2 separate regions of the Homo sapiens genome follow, and region 1 is linked to region 2. Evidence: chromatin loops called from intact Hi-C (ENCODE). Cell type or tissue: dorsolateral prefrontal cortex. All regions are shown on one strand. Region 1 has its middle 14 kb from the start of CETN2. Region 2 overlaps GABRQ (gamma-aminobutyric acid type A receptor subunit theta).

What was found. A loop is a pair of places that touch in the nucleus more often than their neighbours do. Peaks named below come from ENCODE experiments on the same cell type or tissue, not always from the same donor. Only the 100,000 strongest peaks of a DNase experiment are listed, where the experiment ranks them.
Region 1: a loop joins it to region 2, with 13 times the contacts of the local background. A loop is called at or near these places in 38 of 110 quality-filtered maps.

The regions. Positions count from the first base shown.
Region 1 is chrX:152,814,731-152,819,730 of GRCh38, reverse strand. No RefSeq gene overlaps it. Among named protein-coding and RNA genes, the nearest start is that of CETN2, 14 kb to the left of the region's middle. RefSeq lists an enhancer at 1-537. In dorsolateral prefrontal cortex, a CTCF peak has its summit at 2,439 (motif pointing right); a DNase peak (open chromatin) is centred at 2,440; H3K27me3 peaks cover 2,972 bases.
Region 2 is chrX:152,639,330-152,644,329 of GRCh38, reverse strand. GABRQ (gamma-aminobutyric acid type A receptor subunit theta) reads right to left here. Exons shown (of 9, transcript NM_018558.4): 2 at 3,864-3,952. MAGEA3-DT (MAGEA3 divergent transcript) reads left to right here. Exons shown (of 5, transcript XR_938525.3): 3 at 4,536-4,726. Among named protein-coding and RNA genes, the nearest start is that of GABRQ, 3.9 kb to the right of the region's middle. In dorsolateral prefrontal cortex, a CTCF peak has its summit at 2,177 (motif pointing left); DNase peaks (open chromatin) are centred at 985 and 2,139; H3K27ac peaks cover 1,577 bases; H3K27me3 peaks cover 3,791 bases.

The DNA of each region.
Region 1 (5,000 bases), 180 kb before region 2:
GAGGCATCGTGGGGTAGCAGTAAAATGTCTCTAAAGCTGAATTTCTGGGGTTCCACCACTGGCTCTGCTCCTACTAGTGACTAGTGCAAAATGAGTGACCTGTAGCAAGTTACCCAAAGCCCCAGTACCTCGTTTGTTTCATCTGTCAAGAGTGAGGGTGGTATTAATATAATCTACTTCAAGGGCAGTTGTGAGGATTAAATAAGCTACATGACAGTCAATCAATACATATTTGTTGAATGAATACACTAAGAATTTGGCTGCAATCTTCAACTCTAGGGTTAAGGAGTTACATCATTAATCCAAGTGCTGCAATTGAGGAATATACCCTTAGAACAGGAGTTTCTAACCTGGGGCACTTGGATTTCAGGTGTCCATGAATCGCCTGGAGGAGAATTCCTGAAATTTCCTTAAATTCCCTGAAATAATGCACATGTGGCAATTTTCATCAGATTTGTTCAAAGAGTTCACGAGCCAAGATTCACACCCACTGCTCTAGATTTGGACATCATTCTGGGGGGCATGGAGAAAAATATGCAAACCCATAGCATTGTGCCATAGCTCTGTGTGTGTGTGTGTGTGTGTGTGTGTGTGTGTGTGTGTGTGTGTGTTTGGGGGTGGGGGCTGGTTTAGAGATCCTCTGTCCATACAGACATTGGCTGAGTTCAGCCTGCTTCCTGGCCCTTCGGGATTTTTTTCAGTGAGGCAGCTCTAGCATTATTTTTATGCCATGCCTGAGGGCATGAGGCTGCTGCTTCCTTGCTGCTCTGGGGCCTGGGGATCTCTATGACGCTTTCTCTGTCACTATCTAGACATCCCCTGCAATCAATCGCTCCTTGGAGCCTCTGGGATCTAGCAACTTCACCAGCTGTCTGGATTTCCCGCTCTCTCTCCTCCCTCTCCTCCAACTTTTCTTTAGCTTGAAGATCAATCTTCTGGAAGGAAAAATGCCAACAAAAGAGGATTTATTTTCTTCCAAGAAATTGCTCTCACACTTCCTTACACTGACTAAAAGGCATTTTACTTATCTGTCTTCAGCATTTTCTTAAAGCCTCAATTCATTTTCAGCTTTAGCTTTCCCCAGATTAATTATTCGTTAGGATCCACACCATTTCGTATGTGCTTTTTATCCATCACTAGATCTGTCCCCTCCTTCTATCTTTTGCATTTATTCATTTATTCATTTATCCACTCACTCAGCAAATACTTAGCACCTATTCCGATCCAGGCCTTGCAGAGAAAAAAAATAAAGTCCCTGGCCTCGTGGAATTTACATTTTAGTGAAGAAGACAGGAAACAAGCTCAAACAAATAAAGGGGGGTAAGGAGGCGGAAATGGATGGAGGGGGTGCTATTTTGGGGAGGGTGGTCAGGGAAGGCCTTGCCATGAAGCCCTGTAAGGATCTGGGAAAGAGTGCCCAGGCAGATGGAACAGCAAGTGCAAAGGCCCTGAAACAGCAACAGGCTTGGCACAAGTGAGGAACAGTGAAGAAGCATGTGTGGTGGCAGCAGGAGGCAGGCAGTGAGTCAGGCCTCACAAACCCCATAAGGTAAGGGTATGTTCTATGGGGGATGAGGAGTCATCACGGGGTTCTGAGCAGGAAAGAAACCCGAATAGCATTGCCACTGCACTCTCTTTCTCTCCAGTTTGGCCTACACGCTTTTGTTTTTTTCTTAATCTTTCTTGCTTAGAATTTTAACTGCCTATAATGCCCATCCGGACAATTGCTCAAGGCACCAGAGCTTCCTGCTATGGGTTCAGGCTCCCTAAAAGGCCCATATGGCTAGTGTGATGGTTAATTTTATGTGTCAACTGGACTGGGCCACGGAGTGCCCAGACATTTGGTCAGACGTCATTCCCGGTGTGTCTGTGAGGGTGTTTCTGGATGAGATTAGCATTTGAGTTAGGAGACTGGGTAAAGATTGCCACCCATTATGTGGGTGGGCCTCATCCAGGTAGTTAAAGGCCTGAATAGAAAAAAAAGGCCAACTCTCCCCCAAGTAAGAGAGAATCCCTCCTGCTTGAAGGCCTTCAAACTGGGACATTGGCTTTTTCCTGCCTTTGGACTCAAACTGCAGCATCGGCTTCTCTTGAGTCTTGAGCCTGCTGGGCTTTGGACTGGAACTATGTCATCAGCTCTCCTGGGTCTCAGGCCTTCGAACTCTGACTGGAACTACATTATCAGCTCTCCTGGATCTCCAGCTTGCCAACTCACCCTGCAGATCTGGAAACTTGCCAGCCTCCATAACAGTGTTAGTCAGTTCCTTATAACCAACTTGTATATATTTATATATAATATAGACATAGATTTATATTTATAATCTAAATATATATGTTTAAATATGTATATTTATATGTATTATGTTACTCCTTACAAATGTATCTATCTTTCCTATTGGCTGCTGCTCTGGAGAACCCTGATTAACACAGGCAGCAGAGGGCGATCTCTCACCAAACACTGGCTGTTTCCCACGTTCGTCCTGTTGGATAGTTGTTTTCTCTGAAGGGGTGAAAAATCTTCCTCATTCCTTTTTTTTCCAGACAAAAGAAGGTAATTTCAGAGAAAGAGAGAAGCATAAAGAGTTGTTGGCATATGTGATAGGAGAAGTTCAGCTCAGATCAGGCCTGAGACGACCTAGGCAATGCATTCTACATGAGGCAGACACCAAAGTTCTTCTGCTAGTGACTTCAGCCAACACAGCATACTCTTCCTGGAAATCAAAGACCACGTTATAACCAGCAGTACAAGCTAAAGGGCAAAATTTTCGAAGTGGAACTTCTCTAACAGAAAAAAACAACAACAACAGTGGAACAGTTGGAAAGAAGGAAGAAAACTGACAGTGACAGAATGGCTATGTTTCCATTACGCATAATCTTGCATTCACGCACACATAAGAATACAAATGCAAAACAACACAAAACAAAAAGCAGAATGATACAATGGACTTTGGGGACTTGGGGGGATGAGTGGGAGGGGGGTCAAGGGATAAAAGACAACAAATATGGTGCAGCGTATACTGCTTGGGTGATGGGTCCACCAGGTTCTCACAAATCTCCACTAAAGAACTTACTCATGTAACCAAATACCACCTGCACCCCAATAACTTATGGAAAAATAAAATTTAAAAAAAAAGAAATCTGTGTTTGCCCACGTATAATGAAGATATTTTCCTGTGTTTTCTTCTGTAAGTTTTATAGTTTTGTTTTCCATGTTTCGTGTCTATTTCATCTTAATTTTTTGGTGGGTGGCAAAATTTTCCTTCTGAACCCATATGGAGACTCATTTGTTCCAGCATCACTTATTGAATAGTTTACCTTTTCCCAACTGATTTATAAATATATAAAAATTCTGCCATAAAAAAAAATCCATATATGAAAAAAAAAGAACACAAATGCAGAGAACAAGATCAGGAAAGATGCATACCAAATTTTTAACAGTGATTTTCTCTGGAGAGGGGAAGGAGGTTGGACGTGGCTACAGTGAAGTGGATTTTTAAATTCTATTCTGGGTTTGAATTTGTCAGAACAAAATTGTATTCATATATAACATTTATACTTAAAACTGTTCTTAGATACAGCTTCACACATGCTAGGACACGCTAGGACGGCTATAATAAAAAAATAAGGAAAATAACAAGTGTTGGCAAGTATGTGGAATAACTGGAACCTGGATTTATTGCTGATGGGAATGTAAAATGGTGCAGCCACCTTGGGAAACAGTGTGGCAGTTCCTCAGACGGTTAAGCATAGAATTATGATATGACCTAGCAATCACACTTCAAGATATAGATGCAAAAGAATTGAAAACAGGGACTTGAAAAGATATTTATACACCAATGTTCATAGCAACATTATTCATTATAGCCAAAAGTAGAAACCCAAGTGCATCCCAACAGATGAGTGGATAAACAAGATATGGTCTAGCCATACAATGGAATATTATTGAGCCACGAAAAGGGATGAAACTCTCATACATGCTATAACGTGGATGTACTATTAAAAACTACGCTTCCTGATAAAAACCAGACACAGAGGACAAATATTATATGATTCCACTTATATGAGGTACCTAGAATAGGCCAATTTTAGAGACAGAAAGTAGAATAGAGGTCACTGGAGGCTCAGGTGAAGGGGAAAGAGGAGTTACTGTTGAATGGGCATGGAGTTTTTGTTGATAGTGACAATTTTGGGGTATAGATAGTGGTAAAAGTTACACAACATTGTAAATATATTTAATGCCACTGAATTAGCAACAAATTGTTACATTGAAAAAGATTGTGTTATATATATTTTACTACAATAAAAAACTGACAAAATACTTAAGAGAAAGGGGTGTTATACTATTATATCCAGTTGCACCCTTTCATAGAGGAGAGAACAGTGGATTCCAGGATCTAGAGAGGGGAAGCCTCAGTTTTATGGGTAGCGGGCTTGCATGAAGCAGCAAATGCTACAGAAGTTTCTCGCAGCTGGAATATAATGAGACATGAGAATCAGCTGTCATCAGGCTCACAGTAAACTTTGTGAGTGAATGGACTGGTTTTATCTTTGCTCATCATTGCAACCTTAGTTTCTAGCACGGTATCTGGTGCCTGTAGGCACTCGATAAACATTTATTGAATGAATGAATGTATGCATGAATATCTGTGACTTCCTAGTAATCTATTAAAAAAAAACTATCTGTCCCATCAGTTTGGGCTGCATTGTCAATCATTTGATGCATAATTAGAAGAACAGGCCCATAATGCAAATATTTGGTTGTCATTAGCATAGAGATAGTGTATTAGTTGGGCCAGGTTAATTGCTTCATCAAACAATTTCTGTATTTCAGTGAGCTGACTCAATAAAGGATTATTTTTCACTCATGTTCAAAGTCAGTGGGGGTGGGTTGGGGTGGAGGCCGGGCTCTGTTTTATTCAGGGTATTAGACATCCAGCTTCCTCTTGTCCAGTAGTTCCAGGGGCCCCTAGGCACTCAGAGATCTCCACTGGCATTTTTTT
Region 2 (5,000 bases):
TTTCATGTATGTGAGCACGCCCATGCATAAGTGAAAGTGTGGTTATGTTTATGTGTGTATGTGTGAGCATGTGTTTGTGTGTGAGGATGTTAATATGTGTCGTTTTTGAGTGAATTTGTGAGTGTGTTTGTGTATGTGGGCCTATTTGTGTGTGGGTGAATGTGAGTATATTCATATGTGTATGTAGATGTGGGAGCGTGTTTGTGGGTATGTGTGTTAATGTGTGAGTGAATTTGAGCGTGGTCTCGTATATAACGTGTGTAGTAAATGTGTGAGCATGTTTGCACGTGTGAGCATGTTAAAGTGTGTGAATAAATTCGTGAAGGTGTTTGGATGTGTGAGCATGTTTGTGTGAGTGAATGTGCATGTGTGTTAAAGTGAATAAATTTGCATGTGTGTGTGAGCATGTTTGAGTTTGAGTGAACGCGTGCATATGTGCATGTGTGGATGTGGACTTGTGAGTGTGTTTGGTGTATGTGAGCATGCTAATGTGTGAGACTAAGTGAATGTGTGATCATGCTCAGTGGGTGTGTCTATGTGTGAGAATGAAATTGTGAGCATGTTCATGTGAGGGGGTGAGTGCACAGGAGAGGGTAATTGTGTGTGTTAATGTGTGAGTGTGACAGTGTGTGAATGTTTGTGTTAGTGCACTTCTGCCTCCTAGCTTTTGTTCACACCCAGGTGTTAGCACTGTCCACTTGCAGTACTCAAATGTGTTCATGGATGTGAAAATATGTAGTACACTACACTGTAAGGCACTGTGGGCAAATCCGTTTTTATCGTTCGCTCCTCATCTCAAAGCTTTCTACAGCCAGTCCCACAGCAAAGCCCTTAGTCTCCATGTATTACATCACACTGCTGCTAGGGAAACATGCATGACGCCTGCAATTCAGCCTGCTGGTTTTACTGCAGGCTGATTGCCCAGAAGCTGAGCTGCAAAGAGAGAAATGTGTTATTCCAAGCCCAAAGCTTCACAAAGGAAAGCTCTATTGGGAATAAGCATCTGAATGGCAGCCGTGAAGTAAATGAGCCTCTGTGTTGGGGTACAGCCCAGACTCCAGCATCCAGGCCTGTTGTGAAGAAGCCCCAGAAAAGTGTTACGTGGTGACAGGAGTTCCAAGAAACACAGTTCTTGATGGCCGCCTTTCGGGCTCCCCACATGCCTTTAGAGAAGGGAAGCTGTGTTAGGCAGGCAACAAGCTCCAGAGGGGCCAGCCAGCTACACCTCAGTGTTAGACTTCTCTAGACCATTCCGCATGATTCAGGCAACTCCTTTCCTTATGGTGGAATGCTGGCGACCCCGAAGGGCTAGGCCAGAAACCTGTCCAAGGACTCCTAGTTGAAGGGAAAGTGGGAGCTGAAATGCAGTTCACATTCCCCTCACCAAGCCATGAGTCCTGGCACAGGGATGCAGCTCAGAGGAAGGGGACATTCTTCTAATTTATCCCCTTTGTGCTAGTAGTTGTCAGGATGAGAATTTAGATGAGGAATCCCATATCCCTAAACAGATAATGGGGGTGGGGAGGGGATGAGAAACGTCCTGATAAGGAGTCCAAATACCATGTCTAGGATGGTGGCCCCAGCCCATCACTGTCCCACCCTGCCCCCTCAGGAAGGCAGGCAAAGTGGTAGGGGTAATCACCTCCCTTTCTCCTGGAACCTTTCCTGCCTCAACTGTACTTCCTATCTAGCAGATGAATGAAGGAATGAAAATATCTCCTTCATTCCTTCACAATATCGGGTGCCTAAATCATGCCAGGTGCTAAGCTAGGTGAGGCCCTCAAGGGCGGCCTTTTGCCACAATGCAGAGTCCCAGTTCTCTTGCCTAGAAGGAATTGGCTTTGTTAATTTTCTCTGGATCCTCCTCCTCCTTTTCATCCTCCTCCTCTTCTCACTGTCCCCCGTATGCAAGGAAGGAATAAGGCTCCTGTTTGAACTGGGCCACAGTTAAGTGAGGCCTCTGCATGTGGAGGATGTGTGGGGAAGTGAGGGGAAGTATGCCCTGAAACTCTACTCCACCTCTCACACAGAGGGGAATTTGACGCTGTGTCTAGTGGGGGAGTCCTGGAGTCCCCAGGCGCTGACTGCCTTGGCCCAGCTATCCCATCAACTGGTCTCTCTTCCCACACGCACCATGCAACAGCCTCAGACCTAGAGCCTGTGGTGCCCCCTTCTGTTTAAATGCTAGAAGGTCCTGAGTTGTCCTTGCCCTCCTACCTTCATCGGTTTGGCTAAATCAAGCCAGGGATCCAGCTTTTCTCACACGCTGCAGGTGTGCACGTCCACAAAGCTTAGGGTAACCCTCCCCAGAGATTGATTCTTGCCCCTGCTCCCTCCCCCGGTCCTGGATGCCTGCAGAGATGTCAACCTGGCCCTGAAACAGTGGGGAGAAGGTGATTGGTGTACTCAAATGGTTGTTGGTCAGTCTCTGCTGAGAAACGTGAGAAAGGCAAGACAAAAAAACGAAGTAGCTACTCCCACGTCACCCATTGGTGCTTGGTGCAACTGATCCAAAAGATTCCAAAGTCGCTGCCATACAAGGACGTGCTGCCTGTACTCTAACACCTGGATTCCCATATGGCCAGACCTTTATCCCTTGGGGATCCACCCAGAAGACACGCTGCTGTTTTGCAATGAAAGAGCCTGCCTTCTGGCCTGTCTACCCTGGCTTCCCAGTATGCTCTCAGCTTTAATCCCTTGGGCTGTGCCTTCTGCTCTCACACTTCGGAGGGAGCAAGGGAGCTAAGGGGAAGCACCAGTTCAGGGTCCCACCTCCAAAGCTTAGGGCCCAGGACTACCACCTTGCTTTTCAAGGTGGCGCTCCCCAGGCCAAACTGGTCTACCGCAAGGGCCGAATCCTCTCAGCTGTGTTTTCTTGGGGTGGAGCCAGAGTGTATTTGGAAGACCTCTATTCATATGCATAAATGCAGATCATTAGCTTTCATTAACCCTTTGGAGTGGGAGCTTCCTTTGAGCTGGAATGTAACTAACCTCTTTTTTAATGGACTGTTTCTTTTGTTTGCCCTTGATCTAGGTTTCCTAGGTGTCCCCTGGGCTAGAGAATGCTGCGTTTGCTACGCCGGGTCAGGGTAGGTTGCCTGTCACTTAAAGCTGTGTGGTCCAGGCTAGTCGCCCTTTTTAAATGGGAGGCTAATTACAAAAATGGGGGAGGAACTGATGTATGATTTTCCTGGGGGTTTGTGTGTCAGCTTCTTTGTCGTTTCTAATCTCAGCAGCAGAGATCTGAGGACTAGGCTGAGGAGTTTGGATTTTATTTGGCAGTTAGATAAAACCATTAAAAGTTCCTGAGGTGATCCGGCTGGGTTTAGAAAGACCACACTGACTGCGGTGTCTTATATAAACTGAGAATGAGGGAGCTGAGGTGGAAGTGCCCAGGGCCTCGGTGGGTTAAGTACACTAGACAGAAAAGACCGTGCTCTCAGTTTGGAACTAGCTGAATGGGACAAGTGCCCAGGGTGTGAAGAATGTGCTCAAGTAGAAGAATATGTGTCCTCCCAGGAGCTGGAGCAGAAAACTCTAGCCTGAGGAACACAGCGCGCCGCATCCTGTACACCCATTTCTGTGCTTAGCTCTTTGCCAGCCACACCTTTGTAAGGGGAGTGTGGAGGAGGGAGAAGGCTCTCGTGCATCTGAAGGCAGAGAAGTGAGAGATATTACAGGGTGCAGAAGGCCTGGGGGTGCTTCCTTGCTGGTCTCTGCAGAGTCAGGAAGGTGGGATCTGGAGAGGCACAGGTGTAGAGCCCGCAGGATACCACTGGTCAGCTTACAGGGCAGGGCTGGCTTGCTGTGTCTCAGCTCTAGGACACCTAACCCAAGTTCTCTAGTGTCTGGATATGCCTTACCTCCAAAATTCGGTCTCAGGCGGACATCGTATCTTGACAGCACCCTGTCCAAAATCTTTTGAACCACAGCTTCATTTGCACAATTTTTGCTGAAACAGAGAAGTCATAAGTAAATGCCGGTTGACTTGGGGCCCGCTTGCCAGTGGTTGCCTTGCTAGGGCCTTCTCTTCTCCAGCACATACGCAGACATGTCCAGTCATACGTGTACACACTCTCTCTCCCTGCTCCCCTCCCTCCCCATGGTGAGTCAGCCAGAAGCGCAGCGGTGACGCAGACTCCTCTTTCCTCCCCCCCCCACCTTCCCAGCTTTAATCCAGAGGGTGGGGCTCAGAGACTGGATCCCTGTTACCAGGCAGGACTTGTAGGGGTTGACGAGAGGAGGCGGTAGGAGAAGGGGAGACGAAGAAGAGTGGGCAGATGAAAGCCCTCAGAAAAATGCATTACTTCAGCCCCTTCAAGAGCCCCATCTTGCAATCAGCCTCGACGCTGTTTTCTAGGTTGGTGGGGGTCCTCCTGCCAGGGGCACCTGATTGCCCCAGGAAAAGTCATCTTTTGCTCTCAGTGCCCTAGTAAGATGAGCTCAAAGTTTCATTTCCCCTTACCTGGGCTAGGGCTGGGCATTTTTTAGTCACTTTTATGTCAACCTTGTTTCTGCACAACTCTGTTTTCCAGACTTGGCATATGGCATAAGACACACAGAGAGAGCCTTGCTGGTGTAGCTGAGATTTACGACCCTCATCCAACCAAACCATTTCAGATTCTTGGGGCTCAGAGCTCTCATCGGAAAGACATCTATTCTGGGAGCAGGTATATCTCTTGCTGAGCATGTGCTTCCACCCTGGAGGTGTCTTGGGTGAGCATAGGTAAGTGGACTCAGCCCAGCTCTGTGGAGAGCTGGCTTTTCCAGAGATCTCTGACACGCTCACCCAATTCACCTAGACCTTCAACAGGGCTCCTTCCCCAACAGGGCTTGCGAATCAGAACAGGCCCCGGCATCACTGTGACTCTTCAAATCTTTGACGCATTGCCCAGGGAACGTCAGCCCCTGCAAATGTGTGTGTTTGTGTGTGTGTGTGTGTGTGTGTGTGCGCACGCGCATGTGTGCATGTTCAGTGGCGCAGTATGGTATGTTGGGTT